Linked DNA regions of Homo sapiens: region 2 is linked to region 1. A link is an interaction called in ENCODE POLR2A ChIA-PET data of the cell type or tissue named here. Cell type or tissue: Panc1. All regions are shown on one strand. Links, peaks and the distances in the headings refer to the core of each region. The heading gives the core; the rest is flanking DNA. Region 1 holds the start of B9D2 (B9 domain containing 2). Region 2 overlaps MEGF8 (multiple EGF like domains 8).

Region 1 (12,578 bases), core at 2,745-10,744:
ATTCACAGAGACAGAAAATAAGATAGTGGCCGGGTGCAGTGGCTCATACGTGTGATCTCAGCACTTTGGGAGGCTGAGGCAGGCCGATCACGAGGTCAAGAGATCGAGATCATCCTGGCCAACATGGTGAAACCCCATCTCTACTAAAAATACAAAAACTAGCTGGACTTGGTGGTGTGCGCCTGTAGTCCCAGCTACTCGGGAGGCTGAGGCAGGAGAATCACTGGAACCCAGGAGGTGGAGGTTGCAGTGAGCCAAGATTGTGCCACTGCACTCCAGCCTGGAGACAGAGCAACAGAAAGAAAGAAAGAGAGAGAGAAAGAGAGAGAGAGAAAGGAGGGAGGGAGGGAGGAAGGAAAGAAGGAAGGAAGGAAAGAAGGAAGGAAGGAAGGAAGGAAGGAAGGAAGGAAGGAAGGAAGGAAGGAAGGAAGGAGAGGATAGTGGGCCAGGCATGGTGGTTCACACCTGTAATCCCAGTACTTTGGGAGGCCAAGGCGGGCAGATCACCTGAGGTCAGGAGTTCGAAATCAGCCTGGCCAACATGGCAAAACTCCGTCTCTACTAAAAATACAAAAGTCAGCCGGGCATGATGGTGCATGCCTGTAATCCCAGCTACTCGGGAGGCTGAGGCACAATAATTGCTTGAACCTGGGAGGCAGAGGTTGTGGTGAGCTGAGATCTCACCAGAACACTCCAGCCTGGGTGACAGAGCGAGACCCTGTCTCAAAAAAAATAAAAAACAGGCCAGACACGGTAGCTCACGCCTGTAATCCCAGCACTTTAGGAGGCCGAGGCGGGCTGATCACCTGAGGTCAGGAGTTCGAGTACATCCTGGCCAACATGGTGAAACCCTGTCTCTACTAAAAATACAAAAATTAGCCAGGCGTGGTGACACATGCCTGTAATCCCAGCTACTTGGGAGGCTGAGGCAGGAGAATCCCTTGAAGCCAGGAGGCAGAGGTTACAGTGAACAGAGATCACGTTGCTACACCACAGCCTAGGCAACACAATGAGACTTCCTCTCAAAAAAATAAATAGGTGGCCAGGCACGGTGGCTCACGCTTGTAATCCCAGCACTTTGGGAGGCCGAGGCGGGTGGATCACAAGGTCAGGAGTTCGAGACCAGCGTGGCCAATATGGTGAAACCCCGTCTCTACTAAAAATACAAAAATTAGCTGGACAAGGTGGCACACGCCTGTAGTCCCAGCTGCTCAGGAGGCTGAAGCAGGAGAATCGGTTAAACCCGGAAGGCGGAGGTTGCAGTGAGCTGACACGGTGCCACTGCACTCCAGCCTGGGCAACAGAGCAAGACTCTGTCTCAAATAAATAAATAAATAAATAAATAAATAAAATAAAAATAAATAAATAGGTGGGGCACAGTGGCTCACGCCTATAATCCTAGCACTTTGAGAGGCCGAAGCAGGCAGATCACCTGAGGTCAGGAGTTCGAGACCAGTCTGACCAACATGGAGAAACCCCGTCTCTACTAAAAATACAAAATTAGCCAGGCATGGTGGTGCATGCCTGTAATACCAGTTACTCGGGAGGCTGAGGTGGGAGAATCACTTGAACCTGGGAGGCAGAGGTTGCGTTGAGCTGAGATCATGCCATTGCACTCCAGCATGGGCAGCAAGAGTGAAACTCCATCTCAAAAAATAAATAAATAAATAAAGTAAAATAAATACATTGAAAGAAAATAGGATGGTGATTACCAGGAGCTGCAGAAGAGGGGGGAATAGGGGAGTTGTTTTGTTTCAAAAATGTGTTTACTTTGCAAAAATTTTAGTTTTGCAACATGAAAATGGTTGTGGAGATTGGTTGCACAATGTAAATGTACTTAACACTATTGAACAATACAGTTTTAAACAGTTAAGATGGTAAATGTGTATTTTACCACAATTAAAAGGCTTATTTATTTATTTTTATTTATTTATTTTGAGACAGAGTCTCGCTCTGTCACCCAGGCTGGAGTGCAATGGTGCAATCTCGGCTCACTGCAACCTCCACCTCCTGGGTTCAAGTGATTCTCGTGCCTCAGCCTCCCGAGTAGCTGGGACTACAGGCGCTCGCCACCACGTTCAGCTGATTTTTTTTGTAGTTTTAGGAGGGATGGGGTTTCACCATGTTGGCCAGGCTTGTCTCGAACTCCTGACCTCAAGTGATCTGCCTGCCTCGGCCTCCCAAAGTGCTGGGAATCCAGGCATGAGCCACTGCACCGGGCCTTTTTTTTTTTTTTTTAGAGGTGCAGTCTTACTTTGTTGCCCAGGCTGGAGTGCAGGGTGCCATCATAGCTCACTGCAGCCTGGACTTCCTGCACTCAAGGCATCCTCCGGCTTCAGCCTCCAAAGTAGCCGGGATGGCCAGGCGCGGCCATACATGGCAAAACCCCATCTCTACTAATTAGCTGGGCGTGGCGGCAGGTGCCTTCAATCCCAGCTACTTGGGAGGCTGAGGCAGGAGAATCACTTGAACCCAGGAGGCAGAGGTTGTGGTGAGGAGAGATCACACCATTGCACTCCAGCCTGGGCAACAAGAGTGAAACTCTGTCTCAAAACAACAACAACAACAAAAATGAAGTAGCCGGGACCGCCGGCTGTGTGCCATACTTGGCTTAAAAGCATTTTGTTTTTGAGACAGGGTCTCACTCAGTTGCCCAGGCTGGAGTGCAGTGGCACAATCACAGCTCACTGTAGCCTCCAACTCTCAACCTAAGCGATCCTCCCACCTCCGCCACCAGAGTAGCTGGGACTACAGGGGCATGCCACCACACCCAGCTAATTTTTTGTATTTTTTGTAGTGATGGGGTTTCATCATGTTGTCCAGGCTGCTCTCAAACTCCTGGATTCAAGCAATCTGCCCGCCTTGGCCTCACAAAGTGCTGGGATTACAGGTGTGAGCCACTGTGCCCAGCCCCATATTCTATTGGTTAGAAGCAAATTACAAAAACTAGCCATACTGAAGGGAAGGAGAATTAGGCTCCACTTACTGAAAGGGGGCTGCCCAAGCATTTGTGGATATATTTTAAAACAGCTTCAGGCCGGGCACAGTGGCTCACACCTGTAATCCCAGCACTTTGGGAGGCTGAGTCAGGTGGATCACTTGAGGTCAGGAGTTCAAGACCAGCCTGGCCAACATGGTGAAACCCCGTCTCTACTAAAAATACAAAAATTACCCGGGTGTGGTGGCACATGCCTGTAATCCCAGCTACTTGGGAGGCTGAGGCAGGAGAATTGCTTGAGCCTGGGAGGCAGAAGTTGCTGTGAGCCCTGGCCCACAGAACGAGACTCTGTCTCAAAAAAACCCAATAACCACCCCCCCCAAAAAAAAGGTGACAGGTTTTCACTCTGTCACCCAGGCTGAAGTACCTTGGCATGATCACAGCTCACTGCAGCCTCAAACTCCTGGGCTCAAGGGATCCTCCTGCCTCAGCCTCCTAAGTAGATGGGACTGCAGACATGTGTCACCATGCCCTGCTATTTTTTTTTTAAACGTTTTCGTAGAAATGAGGGTCTCACTACGTTGCCTAGTCTGGTCCAGAACTCCTGGCCTCAAGTGATCCTGTTGCTGTGGCCTCTCAATGTGCTGGGATTACAGACAGCCATGAACCACCAGGCCTGGCCAACTTTCGATAATGTGGTTAGATAATTCAAACTTAAAGCTGTTGGAACTTTAAATTATTCCAAGCCTTGAGAGGAATGTTGCTATGTAGCCTGAGTCACGTAGCATGCAGTTACAACTTCTGCTTTTTCCTGTAAATGATTAAGAATGACCAAGCAGTGCCAGAGATAAGATCACCTCAGAACATTACTCCTAGGCCGGGTGTTGTGGCCTCACATCTGTAACCCCAGCACTTTGGGAGGCAGAGGTGGATCACTTGAGCCCAGGAGTTTGAGACAAGCCTGGGCAACAGAGTGAGACCATGTCTCTACAGAAAAAATTATTGAAAAATTAGCTGGGCATGGTGGCACACGCCTGTAGTCCCAGCTACTGGGGAGGCTTAGGCAGGAGGCTTGAGCCTGGGCGTTCGAGGCTGCAGTGAGCTGTGATTGTGCCACTGCACTCCAGCCTGGGTAACAGAGCAAGATCTGTTTGTTGTTGTTTTGTTTTGTTTTTGAGACTTTGTCTCACTCTTGTCCCCCAGGATGGAGTGCAATGGCACGATCTCAGATCACTGCAACCTCCGCCTCCCAGGTTCAAGTGATTCTCCTGCCTCAGCCTCCCGAGTACTTGGGATTACAGGCGCCCGCCGCCATGCCCAGCTAATTTTTGTATTTTTAGTAGACACGAGGTTTCATCATGTTGGCCAGGCTGGTCTTGAACCCCTGACCTCGTGATTTGCCCGCCTCAACCTCCCAAAGTGCTGGGATTACAGGCGTGAGCCACCGCGCCCAGCCCCAGAGCAAGATCTTATCTCAAGAAAAAAGAAAGGAGAAAGAAAGAAAGAAAGAGTACTCCTCCTCCTATCAGAATGTTAACGCAATCTTCCCTGCAGCATAGCAAGATGTACTAATGAAACTGTTGTAACATATGTACTGGTCCTGTAGCCTGGAATAAACTCTATAGTTAATCATATTTTCCTTTCTTTTCTTTTTTTTCTTTTTTGAGAGTAGAAGTCTGGCTCTGTCGCCCAGGCTGAAGTGCGGTGGCGTGATCTCGGCTCACTGCAACTGCTGCCTCCCAGGTTCAAGTGATGCTCCTGCCTCAGCTTCCCAAATAGCTGACACCACAGGCATGTGCCACCACACCCATCTAGTTTTGGTATTTTTTAGTAGAGACAGGGTTTCGCTATATGTTGGCCAGGCTGGTCTCGAACTCCTGACCTCAGGGTATCCACTCTCCTTGGCCTCCCAAAGTGCTGGGATTACGGGCATGAACCACCGAATCCGGCCTCAATCATATTTTCTGAATCTCATTATTTATAGTTGACGATAATTTATTTTCTTTTATTTAACATGTATACATGGGAGCCTTCAGAATGAAGACCTCAGCCGGGAGCAGTGGCTCATGCCTGTAATCTCAGCACTTTGGGAGGCCAAGGTGGGCAGATCACCTGAGGTCAGGAGTTTGAGACCTGCCTGGCCAACATGGCGAAACCCCGTCTCTACTAAAAATACAAAAATGAGGCAGGAGGTGCCAGCCAGGTTGTGGAGAGCCTTGTCATGCATGATAAGACTTTGGCTTTTACCCTGAGTGAAATGGGGACCACTGGACGGGTCTGAGCAGATGGGACCTGACTTAGGTGTTCACAGGGTTCCAGCTGCATGTGGGGTGCAAACTAGAGGGGTTGGCAAAGGGGACCCCAGAGACAAGGTCCCTGTCATAGTCCAGGTGATAGATGAACTTGGACAGATCAAGGTGCAGGGCGACAAAGAGGTGAGAAGTGGGATTTAGGGTGTATTTCAAAAGTAGAGGCAGTAAGATTTCCTGATGGACAAAATGGGGGCTTGAGAAAAGAGAATGCAAGGCTGGTGCCACCACTAGGGGACCAGGGGCCCCAAGAGCTGAAAGGTTAGAGCTGTCTACCTCACCCACACAGCATCCAGAAATAAATAAATAAATAAATACATTTTCCCCAGCTCCAGCTTAAAGGACAGAAAGATCATTTAAAAGTGAAACCTCTGCCAGGTGCAGAGGCTCACTCCAGCCTGGGCAACAGAGCAAGATTCTGTCTCAAAAAAAAAAAAAAAAAAAAGTAAATAAATAAAATAAAAAAGAAAATACAAAAAGTAGCTGGGCCCAGGCGAGGTGGCTCATGCCTGTAATCCCAGCACTTTGGGAGGCTGAGGCAGAAGGATCACATGAGGCCAGGAGTTCGAGACCAGCCTGACCAACATGGTGGAACTCCATCTCTACTAAAAGCACAAACATTAGCTAGATATAGTGGTGGGTGCCTGCAATCCCAGCTACTAAGGAGGCTGAGACAGAAGAATTGCTTGAACCTGGGAGGCGGAGGTTGTGGTGAGCAGAGATCATGCCACTGCACTCCAGCCTGGGCGACAGAGGGAGACTCTGTCAAAAAAAAAAAAAAAAAAAAAAACCCGGCCGGTCACGGTGGCTAACGCCTGTAATCCCAGCACTTTGGGAGGCTGAGGCGGGTGGACCACCTGAGGTCAGGAGTTTGAGACCGGTCTGGCCAATATGGTGAAAACCCGTCTCTACTAAAAATACAAAAATTAGCTGGGTGTGGTGGTGCACGCCTGTAGTCCCAGCTACTCGGGAGGCTGAGGCAGGAGAATCTCTTGAACCCGGGAGGCAGAGATTGCAGTGAGCTGGGATCGCACCACTGCACTCCAGCCTGGATGACAGGGGGAGACGCCATCTCAAAAAGTAAAAAACCAAAATTATAACGAGGGTACAACATTTCAATAGGATAACATTTATATTAAACAATTCAATGGAATACTTCACTAGTTGATATATGCATTATTAATGGGGTCTCCCTATATTCGAACTTCTGGCCTCAAGAGCTCTTCCCGCCTCAGCCTTCCAAAGGGCTGGGATTACAGTTATGAGCCACCGCGCCTAGCCAATGGTAGCTTGTAAATACTTTGTATCTATTGGCCTGGCTGGGTGGCTCACGCCTGTAATCCCGGCAGTTTGGGAGGGAGAACTGGGAGGATAGCTAGAGCCCAGGAGGTCAAGACAAGACTGGGCAACATAGCAACATAGCAGGACTCCATCTCTTAAAAAAAAAAAAAAGAATTAGCCAGCCGTGGTGGTGCATGTCTGTGATACCAGCTACATGGGAGGCTGAGGTAGGAGGATCCCTTGAACCCAGGAGTTAAGAGGCTGCAATGAGCTGTGATCGAGCCACCGTACTCCAGCCTGGGTGACAGAGTGAGACCCTTTTAAGGAGCCTTGATGGGACCTGATGACTGGCTTGATGTGGGAAATGATGGCATCTAGGATGGCATCCAGGGACAACATCTCCATTTCTTGATTGATAAATCAATCAATAGGAAAGAGGATTTTCTGCAAATAAGGGAATCTTAGTTCCTCATTTCTCTTCGCTACCCCAACCGCTCCTTGCTCAGAATCAAGCAGTAACAGTGAACTTGGTAGTAGCTCCGAGAAGGAAGTTGGACTTATCCAACTTCCTTCCTTCCTTGTCCTTGAGAAACCTAGGGGAACTCTAAAACGGAAGCAGAACCCACTCCCCAACTTCTCCACTCTCTGAATGAGGAGTGATTTTTTTGCTTTGTTTTCCAGTTACAAGGCCGGGGATGTACACGAGGTCCTGGAAGGAATTCCCCCTTGGTCCTGGTTCAATCTCTGATTTGTGATCCCGGACCACAGAGAGCTCTTCGGTGGGGTAGGCGCAGCACGGAGCAGTTAGGGATTTGCTTTTTTGGTAAAGAAGGTATCTGGGAGAAACTGCACTCAAACTTCCTCAGCCACACTCAACATGGCAGCTTCCTAGCCACGCCCAAAATGGCGGAACCCTTTGCCGTAGCTGGAGAGACGCTATTTTCCCAAAATGGAGCGGAGGAGGAAAATGTCCATCACAGCTTCACCCCGCCCCCCGCAGACGGCTAGCACCAATTAGTAGCGCGCAGAGCGAGTACAAAGCTAGGGGAGGAGCCTGCTGTTGCCCCAGCAACAACCACGGAAACCAAGACGAGCGCGGTCGCGGAAGTATCGCGGCTTACATATCTCGCAGCCAGGCGGGTCCTGGGAGAGGCGCGAGCCAGGCCTGGTCGGCGCCCGCGGAGAAAAGAAGCAGTCAAGCCCATGAACTACAACCCCGGTTGCCGCTTTCTCCTCTCCTAACCGTTAAGTGCGCTAAGGTAGGAATGACGCATGCGCTGCGCTTAGAGGCGGGGTTAAGTCGGACCTGAACTCATAACGCATGCGCCTTATGGAGCTTGCTGGGGGAGGGAAGCGGGGTGGCTGGCGTGACGCGGAAGGCGGGTCTTTTGCGCTCGTGGGCGGAGCCATAGCCCCTTCGGGCGGGGCTTTCCGCCGACCTGAACCCGAAAAGGTTATTTTGGACTTCCCAGAGTTAAATGCTGGTTCCCCAGACAAGGGTCCCCCCATTTTTTCCAGGCTTTCATGGGTTGGCAATTAGGATCTGTGGTCAAGACCTCAGCCTCAGGGGTGTGACGAAGCTAGCTTGGAATCCTAGTACTACCCTTTACTTGCTGGGCCTCAGTTTCCCCCCCGTCAAATGGAGATAATACACTTACCTCACAGGGTTGTGATTATATTTTTCCCCTCCCAGGGCCATGGCTGAGGTGCACGTGATCGGGCAGATCATAGGGGCCAGCGGTTTCTCGGAAAGTAGCCTCTTCTGCAAGTGGGGCATTCACACAGGTATTCCCCCAAGCCTGGTTCATTTCCACACCAAGACCCCTAGCCTAGAGGCTACATGCTCCTTCCTCCACCCCTTAACGCAGACTCTTAACCTCATTTCCATCAGTTCTCAGTACTCCAGGCCCAGCCCACACCCTGTCCACATGAGTCTCAAGCTCCCATCTTTGTGTGTGTGAGGGGTGGGATACAGACAGGGTCTCTCTCTGCGCCCGGGCTGGAGTAAGGTGGTGTGATCATAGCTCAGTGCAGCCTCGAACTCTCGGGCTCTAGTGATCCTCCCGCCTCAGCCTCCTGAGAAGCTGGGACTACAGACACGCACCACCAAATCTGGCTAATTTTTTTTATTTTTTGTAGAGACAGGGTCTCGCTATGTTGCCCAGGCTGGTCTCGAACTCCTGCGCTCAAACAGGCCACCCACTTCAGCCTCTCAAAGTGCTAGGATTAAAAACGTGAGCCGCCACGTCCCAGGAAAGTAATTTTGTTCATGCTTCCCCAACTGAGGCCCTATAGAGTCATGGTATAGTGTAATGGTTAGGGTCATGGGCTGCCAGATCTGCATTTAAATATTAACTCCCCCACCTATTAATTGGAGACCTTTGGACTCGACCACTTTGAGCCTCAGTTTCCTTGTTTCAAAGTGAAGCTAATAGTAGCTAAGAAGCAGCACAGGTTTGAGGTTAAGAGCACAGACTGCCTGGGTTCAAAACCAGTTATTGCTTGTTAAGGCACCCTTGGGCTGATTATGTGAACTTGGGCACTTCTCTTCACCTCGACTTCCTTGTTTGTACAATGAGAGTCATAGAAATATTTACCTGTTGAAGTTGTCATGAGTACTAAACGAGTATCAACAGCACTTAGAATAGGAATAGGGCTGGAATAGGAAGTGCTCATTCAGTGTTTGCCTGGCTTATACAAGACTTTGATGGGGTCTTGTTTGTAAAGCCTGGGGTATGTTGTTGCGTGGCACAGATGAATGTCTATGAAACAGATGTGGCCATTTGGCATTATCATGTCTTCAGGCCTGAGTCCTAGTCCCTTTTTTTTTTTTTTTTTTTTTTTTGAGACTCGTTCTGTTTCCCAGGCTGTAGTGCAGTGGTGCAATCTAGCTCAGCCTTCCAGGTTCATGCCATTCTCCTGCCTCAGCCTCCTGCATAGCTGGGACTACAGGCGCTCGCCACCATGCCCGGCTATTTTTTTTTTTTTTGTATTTTTAGTAGAGATGGGGTTTCACTGTGTTAGCCAGGATGGTCTCGATCTCCTGACCTTGTGATCTGCCCATCTCGGCCTCCCAAAGTGCTGGGATTACAGGCGTGAGCCACTGCGCCTGGCCCTTTTTTTTTTTTTTTTTTTTTTGAGACAGAGTCTCACTCTGTAGCCAAGCTAGAGTGCAGTGGCACGATCTCGGCTCACTGCAATCTCTGCCTCCTGGGTTCAAGCGATTCTCCTATGTCAGCCTCCCGAGTGGCTGGGACTACAGGCACCCGCTACCATACCCAGCTAATTTTTGTATTTTTAGTAGAGATGGGGTTTCACCATGTCGGCCAGGCTGGTCTTGAACTCCTGGCCTTAAGTGATCCGCCTGCGTAGGCCTTCCAAAGTGCTGGGATTACAGGCGTGAGCCACTGCGCCTGGCCCTTTTTTTTTTGAGACAGAGTCTCACTCTGTAGCCAAGCTAGAGTGCAGTGGCACGATCTCGGCTCACTGCAATCTCTGCCTCCTGGGTTCAAGCGATTCTCCTATGTCAGCCTCCCGAGTGGCTGGGACTACAGGCACCCGCTACCATACCCAGCTAATTTTTGTATTTTTAGTAGAGATGGGGTTTCACCATGTCGGCCAGGCTGGTCTCGAACTCCTGGCCTTAAGTGATCCGCCTGCGTAGGCCTTCCAAAGTGCTGGGATTACAGGTGTGAGCCACTGCGCCTGGCCCCTGGGTCCTTTTTGATTCTACAGGTAAGTGAGGTGGAAGTTGAAATTCCCAGGAAATCGGAACCCTCCAGCTGATGGATGAGGGGCAGGCTCTGGAGTCAGACTTGGTTTCCAGGTTGGACCACTCACCTTCTCTGTGACCCTGGGCAGAGGCTGTCCCCTCTTGGAGCCTCAGTTTCCTCATTTGTTCTTCATAGGGCTGTTGGGAAATCTTGCTTTTAAGGAGCCTGACGCAGGGCCTGGTGCTTCCCTCAACTCAGCCCAGAAGGGAGTAATGACTAACCTGATTTTTATTATTTCAGGGAGTTGCTGGGGATGTTGATCCAGCCAAGAATACTGAGGCAGTTGGATGAAAGGCTTGGGCTCTGCAGTTAGAGCTGAGTCTGAATCCAGTCCCATGATGGGACCTTGGTCTGCTATAGTCACTGCTATGTCACCAGCATGGAAAACAGTGCTTGGCACATAGCAGGTGCTGAATAAATGTTCATGAACTCACCTTCTCAGAGCCTGTTTCTTTACCTGTTAAATGGGGATTATATTAGCTCCCACCTCCTAGGATCACTTATTTGTCCAAGAAACATTTATTGAGCACCTTCTGTATACCAAGAGCTGGGTTTGTGGTCTTGGGGATCCAGCAGTGTGCAAGGTCCCTGTTTTCCTGGGCCATACAGTAGGGGAGACAGAAAATAAATAAGCAGGCCAGGCGCGGTGGCTCATGCCTGTAATCCCAGCACTTTGGGAGTCCGAGGCGGGCAGATCACCTGAGGTCAGGAGTTTGAGACCAGCCTGGCTAACATGGTAAAACCCCATTTCTACTAAAAATACAAAAAAAATTAGCTGGGCATGGCGGCGTGTGCCTGTAATCCCAGCTACTCGAGAGGCTGAGGCAGGAGAATCGCTTGAACCCAGGAGGCGGAGGTTGCAGTGAGCCGAGATGGTGCCATTGCACTCCAGCTTGGGCAACAAGAGCAAAAGTCTGTCTCAAAAAAAAATAAATAAAATAAAATAAATAAACAGATAAACGAGTGCAGTTGGGTGTGGTGACTCACCCCTGTAATGCCAGCACTTTGGGAGACTGGAGCAGGAGGATCACTTGAGCCCAGGAGTTTGAGACCAGCCTGGGCAACATAGTGAGACCCCCGTCTCTACAAATAAATAAAAAATTAGCAAAGCATAGTGCTGTGTGCCTGTCGTCCCAACTACTTGGGAGGTTGAGGTGGGAGGATTGCTTGATCCTGGGAGGTCAAGGTTGTAGTGAGCTGTGATTGTGCCACTGCACTCCAGCCTGGGTGACAGAGGGAGATCTTGTCTCCCCCCACCCCCCCAAAAAAAGAAAGGAGCACCGTGATTCCAGACAGTGGTAAGTGCTAGGATGAAAAGAAATGATGTGGCAGGGACTAGTGTTTGGTGAAGAGGGTCAGGGAGAACCCCTCTGTGGAAGTGGCACTTGAGCTGGGCCCTGAAGGATGAAAACAAAAGCTAGGGATGGGGACACCCAGGAGCAGAGCTTTCTAGGCAGAGGGAACAGCCAGTGCAAAGGCCCTGAGGTGGGGAGTCAGAAGTGGGACAGTGAGGCCAGAGGGTGATGAGGGAGGGGGAGAGTGATGGGAGATGAACTCAGGGAGGGGAGCAAGAGCCAGGCCACGTGGGCCATGGTGGAGGGTCTGTAAACTGGGGGGTGAGGAGGGGATTAAGAGTCCTAGAGGGTGGATTAAATGAATGGATGCTTAAAGTACTTAGCATAGCATCTGGGATTTAGTTAGTACTCGGTGCATTTTCTTTTTTTCTTTTCTTTTTTTTTTTAGATGGAATTTCGCTCTTGTTGCCCAGGCTGGAGTGCAATGGGACCATCTTGGCTCACTGCAACCTCCGCCTCCTGGGTTCAAGTGATTCTCCTGCCTCAGCCTCCTGAGTAGCTGGGACTATGGGCGTGCGCCACCACACCCAGCTAATTTTTGTATTTTTTTAGTAGAGATAGGGTTTCAGAATGTTGGCCAGGATGGTCTCGATCTCTTGACCTTGTGATCTGCCTGCCTTAGTCTCCCAAAGTGCTGGGATTACAGACGTGGCTAATTTTGTGGGTGTGTGTGTGTGTGTTTTTAGTAGAGACAGAGTTTTACCATTTTGGCCAGGCTGGTCTCGAACCCCTGACCTCAAGTGATCCACCTGCCTTGGCTTCCCAAAGTGCTAGGATTACAGATGTGAGCCACTGCGCCCATCCTAATTTTTGTATTTTTAGTAGAGATGGGATTTCGCCATGTTGGCCGGGCTGGTCTCAAACTCCTGACCTCAGGTGATCAGCCCGCCTCAGCCTCCCAAAGTGCTGAGATTACAGGCGT
Region 2 (12,003 bases), core at 115-8,114, 1.0 Mb before region 1:
ACTTCCCTGTGACCCCCCGGACCTTCTCTGCCACAGTGTAGACCTTGCCAGGACCTGGCACTCCAGCACTGCTGCCCCTGGTGCCACCCTAGTGACCTGAGCACCCTGATACTGAGGCCTCTGGCACTCTGAGGCACAGCAGTGAAGAACGCGGCTGCATTCTGGCTCTACCTCCTTGTTAGCTGTGTGGCCTTGGACTAGTGACTTAACCTCACTGAGCCTGAGCACACAGACTTAACCCATGAGCTCTGCACACAGGGAGTAACCACGGCTCGCTCACAGGACCACTGAGATCATGTGCATGGCACTCGGCGCAGGGTCAGCCAGCCTCGCCTGCCTGCCTGGATGCTTCTTCTATACTGTGCCAGGCGCCCTCCCACCCTGGGGCCTTTGCACTGGCGGACCCTCTGCCTGCATGGTTCTCCTGTCACTTGTCAGCTTGTCAAGCCCCCTTGCCTCCTTCAGATCTTTGCTCAAGAGCCTCCTTCTCACCTAGGCCTTCCCTGGCCACTGTGTCCTGCGTCTACCATTCCCACTCCCCAACAGCCCTAGCCCCCGCTTCCTACTTAACTTTCCTTAGCGCTCCTCGCTGTCTAACACACGAGCATCTGACTTGTTTGTTCATTTCTGATGCCTCCATGAGAATGCAAACTCCTAAAGACAGAACATTTGCCTGCTTTGTTCCCTACTGTGTCCCCAGCAACCTGCACGGTGCTTGCCATATACTAGGTGCTCAATGACTGTGTGCTGAATGAATGTGTGGCTGGATAGATAACGGCTATGATTCCTGTGGCTTAGTGGAAACCACTCAAGTTCTGAGATCAGACCAGGGTCACTCCAGGCACCAAGCCTAACTGACCACCTGATCTGGGGTGAGACTTTTTTTTTTTTTTTTTTTTTTGAGACAGAGTCTCGCTCTGTTGCCCAGGCTGGAGTGCAGTGGTGTGATATCGGCTCACTGCAACCTCTGCCTCCCGGGTTCAAGCGATTCTCCTGCCTCAGCCTCCCGAGTAGTTGGGATTACAGGTGTCCGCCACCACACCCAACTAATTTTTGTATTTTTAGTAGAGAAGGGGTTTCACCATGTTGGCCAGGCTGGTCTCGAACTCCTGACCTTAAGTGATCTGCCCGCCTCAGCCTCTCAAAGTGCTGGCATGAGCCACTGTGCCCAGCTAGGACATTTAATGTCTCTGAATCTGTCTTCCTCTTAAGTCTGTACCCCACTGAGGCCCCAGCACAGTCTTGCAAAGCCTTTCATATCTATGCTGTCACCACTGTCTACACAGCACAGCATCCAGCTCTGTGGCAGGCGCTCCTGGCATTCTAGTTATTACTGCAATCACTATTAGAACCAAGAGAAAACAGACGCAGTGACTCATGCCTGTAATCCCAGTGCTTCAGGAGGCTGAGGCAGGAGTGCCGCTTGAGCCCAGGAGTTCGAGACCAGTCTGGGCAACATAGTAAGACCCCCGTCTTTAAAATTTTTTTAAAATTAGCCAGGCATGGTGGTGTGTGCCTATAGTTACAGTTACTCAGGAGGCTGAGGCAGGAGGATCACTTGAGCTCAGGAGTTCAAGGCTGCAGTGAACTATGATTGCGCCATTATACTCTAGCCTGGGTGACAGAGTAAGCCCTGTATCAAAAAAAAAAAAAAAAAAAAAAAAACCCAAAAGCCCAACCAGGCACGGTGGCTCACGCCTAGAATCCCAACACTTTGAGAAGCCAAGGTGAGTGGATTGCTTGAGCTCAGGAGTTCAAGACTAGCCTGGGCAACATGGTTAAAACCCCATCTCTAAAAAAAAAATTAGCCAGGTATGATAGCACATGCTTGTAGTCTCAGCTACTCAGGAGGCTGAGGTGGGAGGATGATGGAAACCAGGGAGGCAGAGGTTGCAATGAGCTGAGATTGCACCACTGCACTCTAGCCTGGGTGAAAGAGCCAGACCCTGTCTTAAAAATAAATACATTAAAAAAAAGAACCGGCCGGGGGTGGTGGCTCACGCCTGTGATCCCAGCACTCTGGAAGGCCAAGGTGGGCAGATCACAAGGTTAAGAGATCAAGACCATCCTGGCCAACATGGTGAAACCCTGTCTCTACTAAAAATACAAAAATTAGCGGGGGGTGGTGGTACGTGCCTGTAGTCCCAGCTACTCGGGGGGCTGAGGCAGGAGAATCGCTTGAACCTGGGAGGCGGAGGTTGCAGTGAGCCAAGATCACGCCACTGCACTCCAGCTTGGCGACAGAGTGAGACTCCGTCTCAAAAAAAAAAAGGAACCAAGAAAAACTGCTACTTCTAAGCAGCCAACAGACCTGGTAGAGGAGGAGGTCTGATTTAATCTCTGAGACTCCCTGGTAAAAGCCAATAGGCCTTTCCCTTATCAAGAAAGCAGAAACTCTGGGCTGGGTGTGGTGGCTCACGCCTGTAATCCCAGCACTTTGGGGGGCCAAGGCAGGTGGATTGCCTGAGCTCAGAAGTTTGAGACTAGCCTGGGCAACATGGTGAAACCCCATCTCTACTAAAATACAGAAAATTAGCCAGGCATGGTGGCACACGCCTGTAGTCCCAGCTACTCAGGAAGCTGAGGCAGGATAATCACTTGAACCCAGGAGGTGGAGGCTGCCTCGAGCAAAGATCCCACCACTGCACTCCAGCCTGGGCAACAGAGCAATACTCTGTGTCCAAAAAAAATTAAATTAAATTAAAAATTAAAAAAAAAATAAAAAAGCAGAAATTCTGGCCCAGGATAGAAATGTTAAGGGTCAGTAAGGCTTGTAAAACTGTTGCCATTTGGGGTGGCAGCTATTATGTTTGCAGCTATTATGTTTCTGTAGATGGGTAAGGAAGACTGAGAGCAAGGGACTTTCTCTTCCCTCTGGGACTGGAGAGAGAAGGTGGCGGGGAGGTGGCGGGAGTTGTCCTCTGAGGAAGGAGCCTGGGACATCATGGAGGCAAGTCTGGAACACAGCAGCCAGCCAGGTGGCCAGTGCAGGCACTCCAGGAGCCTCTGTGCAGAAGAAAAAGGGAAATGCACTCGAGGGGAATTTGAATCTGGGTATTAAATGATATGAGATCTCTGCTAGCCTCAGTTCATCAGAGGGGGTCTGCCAACTGGGAAGAATCTGCCTGAAAATGAAGCCAATGCAGAGGAAAGCAGAGTCAAGATGCAGAGAGACTTCTGATGGCATTGTGTGAGCACCCGGATATAGCCAGTCCTGAAGGCAGACCCCAGACCCTCAGTTCTAAGAGTCAATACATTTTCTTTTCTTCTGTTGTGTGTGTGTGTGTGTGTGTGTGTTTGTTGTTGTTGTTGTTGTTGTTGTTGTTGTTGTTTTGAGACAGAGTCCTGCAGCCTCGACCTCCTGGGCTCAAGCAATCCTCCCACTTCCACCTCCCAAGTAGCTGGGACCACAGATGTGCACCACCATGCCAGGCTAATTTTTAAATTTTTTTTCAGAGATGGGGTTGCACTATATGGCCCAGGCTGGTCTTGAACCCCCGGGCTCAAGTGATCCTCCCGCCTCAGCCTCCCAAAGTTCTGGGATTACAGACATGAGCAACCATGCCCAGCCCATTTTCTTTTTTCGGTTGAGCTACCATGGGATAGATTTTCTGGCATGTGCCACCTTTAGCTGTGACTACCTGTAATGGAGACTGTCTCCCCACCAGTCTGAGAGTCCCCCAGAGGCTCATATCTTGGTCCCCAGCATCACTGCCTAGGGCCTGTAACTGAATGGGGCTCAGGAACAGTCTGTCAAGCTGCACTTGATCCCAAAACCACTGATTTGGAACCATGTTGTCAGTCCTGCCCGAGCCTGGCTACCTCATCCCAGCCCTGACCTCCACAAGGTGTAGGGCCCTCGGCCCACCACTAGCTTCTGCAGCCGCACCTGGTACTTGTAGCAGTCTCGACGGTCACTGGGGGAGCTGCCCTGGCATGTGCCCGTCTCTGTGTTATTCTGACATGGACAGCCCGTCCCATCCTGCTCGTTACATGTGTCCGCGTGGCCATTACACTGGCATCTGGGGAAGAAGTTGAGGGTTACGGAGCCCCCATGGCCTGCAGTGGTCCAGGATGGACACCCCATATGTGAGCTCAACTCTGTGCAACAGGCCAGAAGAGGAAACTGAGGTTCACAGAGGTCAAGCTGTTTGCCCAAGGCCACAAAGCAGTTAAATTACCATTGGGATTAGAACCCGAGTTGCACAGACTCCAGCACTCACTGAACACTCAGAAAGAAGGAGATGGAAAGGGGAGGTTGTTCCAAGGCCTCTGCCCTCAGCCGCCCCATCTTGTTCTCGATGGGGCCGCTCTGTGGACTGCACTTCAGCACTAGCCTTGGAGGTAGGGAGTGGCATCACATTCCAGCTCCTTCCCTACCCTGACCCCAGCCTGGGCGCTCCCTGGGGATGTCATCCTCTCCTGACTGGGGGTGGAGGACTAAAGAGGGGGCCTGGCTCCAGAGCTACTCCCAGTGAGAAGGGTGGGATCCCCGGCCTCCCCCCCCCCCCCCCCCCCCCCCCCCCCCGGTTCCTCTTACTTGGTGCACTTCCCGTCCAGGAGGAAGTAGCCCTGCAGGCAGCTCTCGCATTTCTCCCCATAGCTGTTATTCTGGCAGTTCACGCACACGGCCTCGTCTTCACTAGGACCCTCTGTCACCCAGTTTTCAATCTGGCCAAGGAAGGACAGTGTGATCATAGAAAGGCCTGGACCAACCCCCTCCTCCCTCAGACCCAGGAGTCCAGGCTCCTACCCACTCCTCCCTCAGACCCAGGAGGCCAGGCTCCCACCCCCTCCTCCCTCAGATCCAGGAGTCCAGGCCCCAGCTCCTCTTCCCTCAGACCCAGGAGTTCAAGACCCCCACCTCTACTCTCTCAGACCCAGGAATCCAGGCCTCCAGCCCCTCCTCCCTCAACCCAAGGGTCCAGGTCTCCAGCCCCCTCCTCCCTCAGACCCAGGAGCTCCCCAGCCCCTCCTCCCTCAGACCCAGGCATCTGACCCCTCTCTTTCACCTCCTCTGGGTCCAGTGAGTACTTCTTTGGCTCTCCCTTGGACATTTGTAACTCCTTCCTGGAGATGCAGATGTGGCTATTTCCACGACAAAAGGCGTGGCAGGGCCGGCAGGTCCCGCCTCCGACAGCTGAACCCACAAACAGCGGGAGGCACTGCTCACAGTGGCTGCCCTGAGAACCCAGGACAGGGTAGTTAGAGAGGCTGGAGAGTCATCAGGGGTAGGAGGGCGTTGGGGGCACAGGGGCAGGTTCTGAGAGCCCACGGGAGGGCAGCAGAGGCTCGGGTACCTGGTTTGGACAATCCCAGCGGGATTTAGCCCCCGCCTTCCCTTGCACACCTGCAGCCCAAAGTGCTGAGTTCAAAAGCCCTTCCCTCCATTATCTCAAATCCTCCTCCACGTGCCTGTCCTCCTGGCGCAGCACCCACTCCGTCCACTATTCCAGGGCAGACCCTCTGGGATCCAAACCCAGGCAGCGTCCCCCAAGTCTCCACACATCTCCCTGGGACAGGGCTCTGGCTTATCTGTCCCTGGCTTATCAGGGCTCAGGATGAGATGCGAGCCGCCTGAGCGTGGGATGAAGGCAAGTGAGGGCCTGGGTCCCAGGGTCGGGGGTCTGAGGCTCCGGGCGGCCCACCTTGGTGTGGTTGCGGCAGAGCAAGCAGTGGTCACGCGCCCCAACACCAGCGCATTCACTGTGGCGGTTGCAGCGGCATTCCGTGGAGCAGTTGCGGCCCACAAAGCCAAAGTGGCAGCGGCAGTGGTCGGGCTCCACACATGAGCCGTTCACGCAGCCCTGGGCGCACACAGGGCGGCACAGCCCTGTCATGCTGCAGGGGCAAAGTGGGGGTCAGGGCAGGTGGCCACCCTCCTCGTGGCTTCATGGCCTAGCACCCAACCAACTACCCCACCCTCTTCTCAACTGGTTGCTCATCCCTGCTCTGTCCCGTTGCTATCTTCTCTTCAGGATCTAGCCCACCACCCCCTCCAGGTGTAGCCCACAACCCTCTCTCCTCTTTTGAGGGTACCCTATTTTCTTTTTTATTTTTTTGTAGAGATGGGGTCTCCCTGTGGACTGGTCTCGAACTCCTGGCCTTAAGTGATCCACCTGCCTCGGCCTCCCAAAGTGCTGGGATTACAGGCATCAGCCACTGTGCCCGGCCATTGGGGTACCCTATGAAACTCACTCTTCCCTGCTCAGCCTCACCACTCTTGACCTTCAGGAATCAATCCCACTGCCTTCATGCCTCGAGCTTTCTTTTCTTCTGTCCTGCTTGGCTCTAGGCCTCATCCATTACTGCTCCCCACAGACTCTCCCACCCTAGCCTGCCTGGCCCCAGCGCCGCCTGCGGCCTCACTTGTCCATGGTATAGCCGGTCTTGCAGCTGCACTCATAGCCGTGGGGCTGGTCGTGGCAATTCTGCGTCTCGTTGCAGTCGTGGTGCCCGTTTGCACACTCGTCCTCAGGGGGGCAGGACAGGAAGGCCCAGGAGGCCCCCGGACGCCCACATGTCAGCCCTAGCACCGGGGATATAGCATTTTACCTGGACCTCTGTACCACCTGCCCCAGTTGCCTAGGCCCTCCCTCCTGCCTCCTCTGAGCCCCACCTCTGGGTCTGGCCCAGTATCCCTATGTTCACTGTATCAGACCCCAACCAAGGGCCAGCCCCTCTCCCCCAGTGCCCAAAGCCCTCTCACCATCACGGGGGCCGCTGAGTCCACCCTCCATGCAGCGGCCACCCCCATCCTGGCCCCCCCAGGCACACCAGCCGCAATGGGGGCGCCGCAGGCACAAGGCGCACTGAGTTGCCTGAGCACAGCCCAGGGAGCAGCTCTCAGGTCCCCGGAGCAGCCGCCCACAGCCTCCGGCCATACATCGCAGGGGCAGGTAGGAAGGGCTCAGACACTGTATGGGGGGGAGGGGATGGGGATGCAGGGAAGAGAGAGATGGGGAAATAAGCTTAAACAAACACATTCTGGGTATCTTCCCAGACCACACCCTCTTTGAGGTCTCACCCCTCCCTGGCCACAGGTAGAGCAAAGTGGACACTAGCTGGGGTCATCATGTTTTCCCTCTCAAGCGTTTGTAACTACACACCAAGGCGGGAAGTCAGGCTGGGGAGGATCTTGAAACTGGAAGGTTGCCTGGCCGCAGTGGCTCACACCTGTAATCCCAATACTTTGGGAGGCTACAGTGGGAGGATCACTTGAGCCCAAGAGTTCCAGACCAGCCTGGGCAGCACAGTGAGACACCATCTCTACAAAATATAAAAAATTAGCTGTGTGTGGTGGCACACATCTGTAGACCCAGCTACCTGGGGGGCTGAGGTAGGATTTTTTGAGCCCGGGAGTTTGAGGCTGCAATGAGTCATGACTGCACCACTGCACTCCAGCCTGGACAACAGAGTAAGACTCTGTCTCAAAAAAAGAAAATAAACTGGAAGATCGCGTAGACTTGGGTTGAAGGGATTGTTTAGATAAGCAAATGATGATTAAATAAAGAGGACGCAGACAGGCAGGAAAAGAGCAGGCTGCAGAAAGAGACAGAGATGAGAACCACGTGCCCTAAAGACAGATAGAAAGGCAGCTTTCCAGTCTGTCTCCAGTTCCTTGTGAGGCCCTGCTGTACTTTCTATCCTGGGTTCCAACAGGTACTACTGCATTGGTGGAGGGAGTTCCCCTCCTCACTAAGGGCACTTCTGTTTCTTCCAGGTAAAGGAACAATGGCAATGTTCCCAGAAGGAGACAGAAAAGAGTATCAGGAGTGGGGTTGCAAACCACAGTTTCTTAGAAAAATGTAATCCCAGCACTTTGGGAGGCCGAGGCGGGCGGATCACGAGGTCAGGAGACCAACACCATCCTGGCTAACATGGTGAAACCCTGTCTCTACTAAAAATAGAAAAAATTAGCCAGGCGTGGTGGCGGGCGCCTGTAGTCCCAGCTACGCAGGAGGCTGAGGCAGGAGAATGGCGTGAACCCGGGAGGTGGAGCTTGCAGTGAGCAGAGATCGCGCCACTGCACTCCAGCCTGGATGACAGAGCGAGACTCCGTCTCAAAAAAAAAAAAAAAAGAAAGAAAGAAAAGACAAGAAAAAGAACAAATGTGGCTGCTGAGGCAAAAAGGCTTCTCTTACCCCACACTGAGAACCTGAAGAGTCCTTGGTTAGGGGCTGGGTAGCAACTCACAAGCCATATTTGTATGTCAGGACCCCAAAAACGTGCACAATGAGATTCAGGCTCTTGGGAACTTACCTCAGTGTATAAGGCACTTTATTTATTGCTTGGGCCATAAGTGAAGAATAAGAGGAAAGAGGTTAATTTGGGCCGGCTGCCTGAAAGCACTTAGGAAAAGGCAAAGCAACCATGGAATCCTGAAATAGAAAACCCTGACTGCTGTGGCTGGAGCTCTGAGCCCACTGAGGGGCCTGCAAATCACTGAGACTTGCTGAACTGCCAGAGGCAAATTCTCTGCTGGGCTGGGCTTCCAGATCTAAATTTAGGGCACTTGTTGGCAGATGGTGGGACAATCTGGGAGGGGTAGAGAACCCTGAATCCTCAGTCCTGGACAGCACTTTCTGCTGTAATCTCCCTAGTGACCAAATGCAAAGATGCCCAACACCATACACTGCATTTCCTGAGTTCATGGAAAAGGTGTATGAACATAAGTTCTGAGAGCAGGACTCTAGCTCATCTGCTGACATTCCCCACTGCCTAGCAAAGCACCCAGCAGAAAGAAGGTGCTCAATGATAAATTCGCTGAAGAGAGGGAGGGAGGATGAGAGGAAGGAGGCAGACCAGAGAAGGAGTGTCTCCGCTGCCTGCCCCAGACTCACAGGCCAAAGCCATTAAAAAGAACAATGCTGGGCCAGGCGTGGTGGCTCATGCCTGTAATCCCAGCACTTTGGGAGGCCGAGGCAGGTGGATCACAAAGTCAGGAGTTCGAGACCAGCCTGGCCAATATGGTGACACCCAGTCTCTACTAAAAATACAAAAATTAGCCAGGTGTGGTGGCGTGCATCTATAGTCCCAGATGCTTGGGAGGCTGAAGCAGGATAATCACTTGAACCTGGAAGGTGGAGACTGCAGTGAGCCGAGATCATGCCACTGCACTACAGCCTGGGCGACAGAGCGAGACTCTGTTTCAAAAAAAGAAAAAAAGAACAATGCGGGATGGTTAGAATCAGGCAGCCCTTGAGCCAAATCATAACAGGTATCACCTGCACGCCTATTATGTTTGATTTGTGCGGTGGAATCTAAGCCAACACTTCTTTTTTTTTCTTTAGACGGAGTCTCACTCTGTCACCCAGGCTGGAGTACAGTGGTGCGATCTCAGTTCACTGCAACCTCTGCCACCCAGGTTCAAGCGACTCTCCTGCCTCAGCCTCCCGAGTAGCTGGGATTACAGGCACCTGCCACCATGCCTGGTTAATTTTTGTATTTTTAGTAGAGACAGGGTTTCACCATATTGGTCAAGCTGGTCTTGAACTCCTGACCTCACGATCCACCCACCTCAGCCTCCCAAAGTGCTGGGATTACAGGTGTGAGCCACTGCACCTGGCCTAATTTTTTTTTTTTTTTTTTTTTTTTTTAGAGACGGGGTCTCGCTCTGTCACCCAGGCTGGAGTGCAGTGCTGTAATAATGGCTCACTGCAGTCTCAACCTCCCAGACACAAGTGATCCTCCCACCTCAGCCTCCCAAGTAGCTGGGACTACAGACACACACCACTATGCCTGGCTAATTTTTTTTTTTTTTTTTTTGTAGAGATGAGGGTCTTGCTATGTTGCCCAGGCAGGTCTCGAACTCCTGGCCTCAAGTAATCAATCTGTCTCAGCTTCTTGAAGTGTTGGGATTACAGGCCTGAGCCACCCCACCCAGCTAAGCCATCACTTTAAAGCTAGGAGGTTTCATAGAAAGTCTGGTAAAAGTCCCCTCTCACATTCACATACACCATCAACAATGCTCATCTGGCCCCTGGGGACAGGCTGTGCTCTCCAATTCACTGGCCCCACCTCTTCCCCTTGCCACCCTCCTGGCCACTCCCCCATCTCCTTAGCTGCCCCAGCTCTTCAGGCGTGTGAGAACTTGGCAAGCACCGAGAGGCTGGGGGAACAGCGCATGCCCGCAGGACTGTGGGTATGCCTTCTGCTCCCTGGAGCTCCCACAAAGATAAATGATGGAAATTTCAATAATATCTGGGGAGAACCCATACTACCATTAGGATCCCAGGCTTGGAGACGAGAGGCCTCTGCTTACCACAGACCAAAATCACAGGGGCTTCTGCCCTTCTGGCCACATTGACAGCCCCCATGGGGAACTCCCGCAGCCACCCTCTTGGTGTGTCCCATACAGTGGAGACTGGGAATCCTCCCAGTGGCAGGACTTGGGTCAGCCAGATTGGCCCTCTCACCACTGCTCATTACAGTAACAATGATCATGATCATTAGCCATTTTTTAGTGCTTCCTGAATGGCAGGCATTGCTCTATGCTCTAAGTAAATTCTCCCCCATTTAACTGGTACAACCTCCCTAGGGGACAGGATCTAGTGAAATGATTCCCATTTTAGCAAACTCTCCCTGAGGTCTTGGAGAGGGGAAGTCACTCATCCAAAGTCAAACAGCCAGGAAGTGGCCAAGTTGGAGTCAAACCCAGATCCCACTGACTTCACAGCCTGAGCTTTTGATCGCAAGGCAAACTACCTCCGGGTGAGAGCTAATGTACCACTCCCAGGCAGGGCTCCTGGCACTGGATGCCAAGGTCTGTGGGATTCTTGGTCCTCCACACCCTGCCCTCCTGGTCTCGAATTTCCACGAAGTGCTGTTGGTTTCTTTAGTCCACCTCTCAAAATGGCAAGTGTCCCACATCCCTGCACTGTTGTCTACTAGTGTCTGGGTGGTGGCTGGACTGATCACTTAGTTCATGGGTTGTCGGATGGTGAGCAGTTTTGCCTCAATTGGGTCTTGCATAATCGAGGTATGAATGAGGAGTGGGCTCTGGCTGAGTGACATTGCTTCCACATGTGACAGTGGGAGGTGAATGTGTCTTATCTCCCACGGGGGGGCAGTGGGGTGGGGTGCGAATGCCTTTGTCTGCCACCACGACAGTTTAATCATGTCAGGTGGAAGCGTCTTTGGAATGGAGTTTCTGGAAACAAGAGAGCATGTGCCAGGCACTCCAAGGGGTGGACTGTCACGGGTACACACATGCCTGCCTAGGCCACACCCACCTTCAGGAATCATCTCTCCACCCCACAGCCTAGAAGAGGCCTAGATCTGACGTGCCACGTTTGAACCACGTGCTCCTAGCCCTCCCTGGCCACATCCCACTACACCAAGGCTGGACATGTAGCTCGTGCACTAAGTCAGAGTTTCTCCTCGAGAATGTGAGCTAACCGACAAACACAGAGATGAACGTGGTCTCTGGAATTAGAAGGCATCTAGACTGGGAGTCAAGGCTGCAATCTGAGGCCATGTGTGTTGACTATCAGACCGACAGAAACCCGACAATGGAGAAGTGTGGAGAACAGCTGAGATTACGGGTCATGTGGCCTGAGAGCAACAGAGCAGAAACACTTCCTGCTCTCAGAGTCCATCAAATACCCACACTTCCTTATAACAAAACCAGCTCGAGGGAGTGTCTGTTTCTTATAACCAAAAGTTCCATAAGTAGAGAGAGAAAGAGAGAGAGGAGGGAAGCAGAAAAGGTTTGGGAGGTTGAAGGAAGAAGCATTAAGAGTCGTGGATGTGAACCTATGAATTATATCGACAAAATTAAAAACAAAAAATTAAATTAAAATTTTTTTAAAGTCATGGAAAGGATGAGGAGACCATGATACCATGGACAAGAGTTGGAGAGGCAGAGGCCAGGGGTTGGGAAAGTGGCACACACAGAAGCATGGCTGGAGGACACAACAGGGACCCTCATGAGGCAACGAGGGAGGAAAGAGATGGTGGCACGAGAAGGAAGCACGACTGCAGCTAGAGCCAGGGAGATGG

Evidence for each region. Peaks named below come from ENCODE experiments on the same cell type or tissue, not always from the same donor. Only the 100,000 strongest peaks of a DNase experiment are listed, where the experiment ranks them.
Region 2: POLR2A ChIA-PET joins it to region 1 with 10 read pairs; 2 of 35 experiments call an interaction of 5 or more read pairs at or near these places.

What each region holds. Positions count from the first base shown.
Region 1 is chr19:41,359,167-41,371,744 of GRCh38, reverse strand. It overlaps B9D2 (B9 domain containing 2), which reads left to right and starts at 7,596. Exons shown (of 4, transcript NM_030578.4): 1 at 7,596-7,787; 2 at 8,222-8,313. The coding sequence starts at 8,226. It also overlaps a transcript of TMEM91 not described here. RefSeq lists an enhancer at 7,621-7,740. In Panc1, for the core only: no CTCF peak of the experiment used is centred there; DNase peaks (open chromatin) are centred at 7,524 and 7,804; H3K4me3 peaks cover 1,930 bases; H3K27ac peaks cover 2,109 bases.
Region 2 is chr19:42,363,369-42,375,371 of GRCh38, reverse strand. MEGF8 (multiple EGF like domains 8) reads right to left here. Exons shown (of 42, transcript NM_001271938.2): 36 at 6,710-6,917; 37 at 6,370-6,529; 38 at 5,649-5,841; 39 at 5,013-5,183; 40 at 4,541-4,671; 41 at 3,890-4,022. Among named protein-coding and RNA genes, the nearest start is that of MIR8077, 18 kb to the right of the region's middle. RefSeq lists an enhancer at 5,392-6,345. In Panc1, for the core only: no CTCF peak of the experiment used is centred there; no DNase peak of the experiment used is centred there.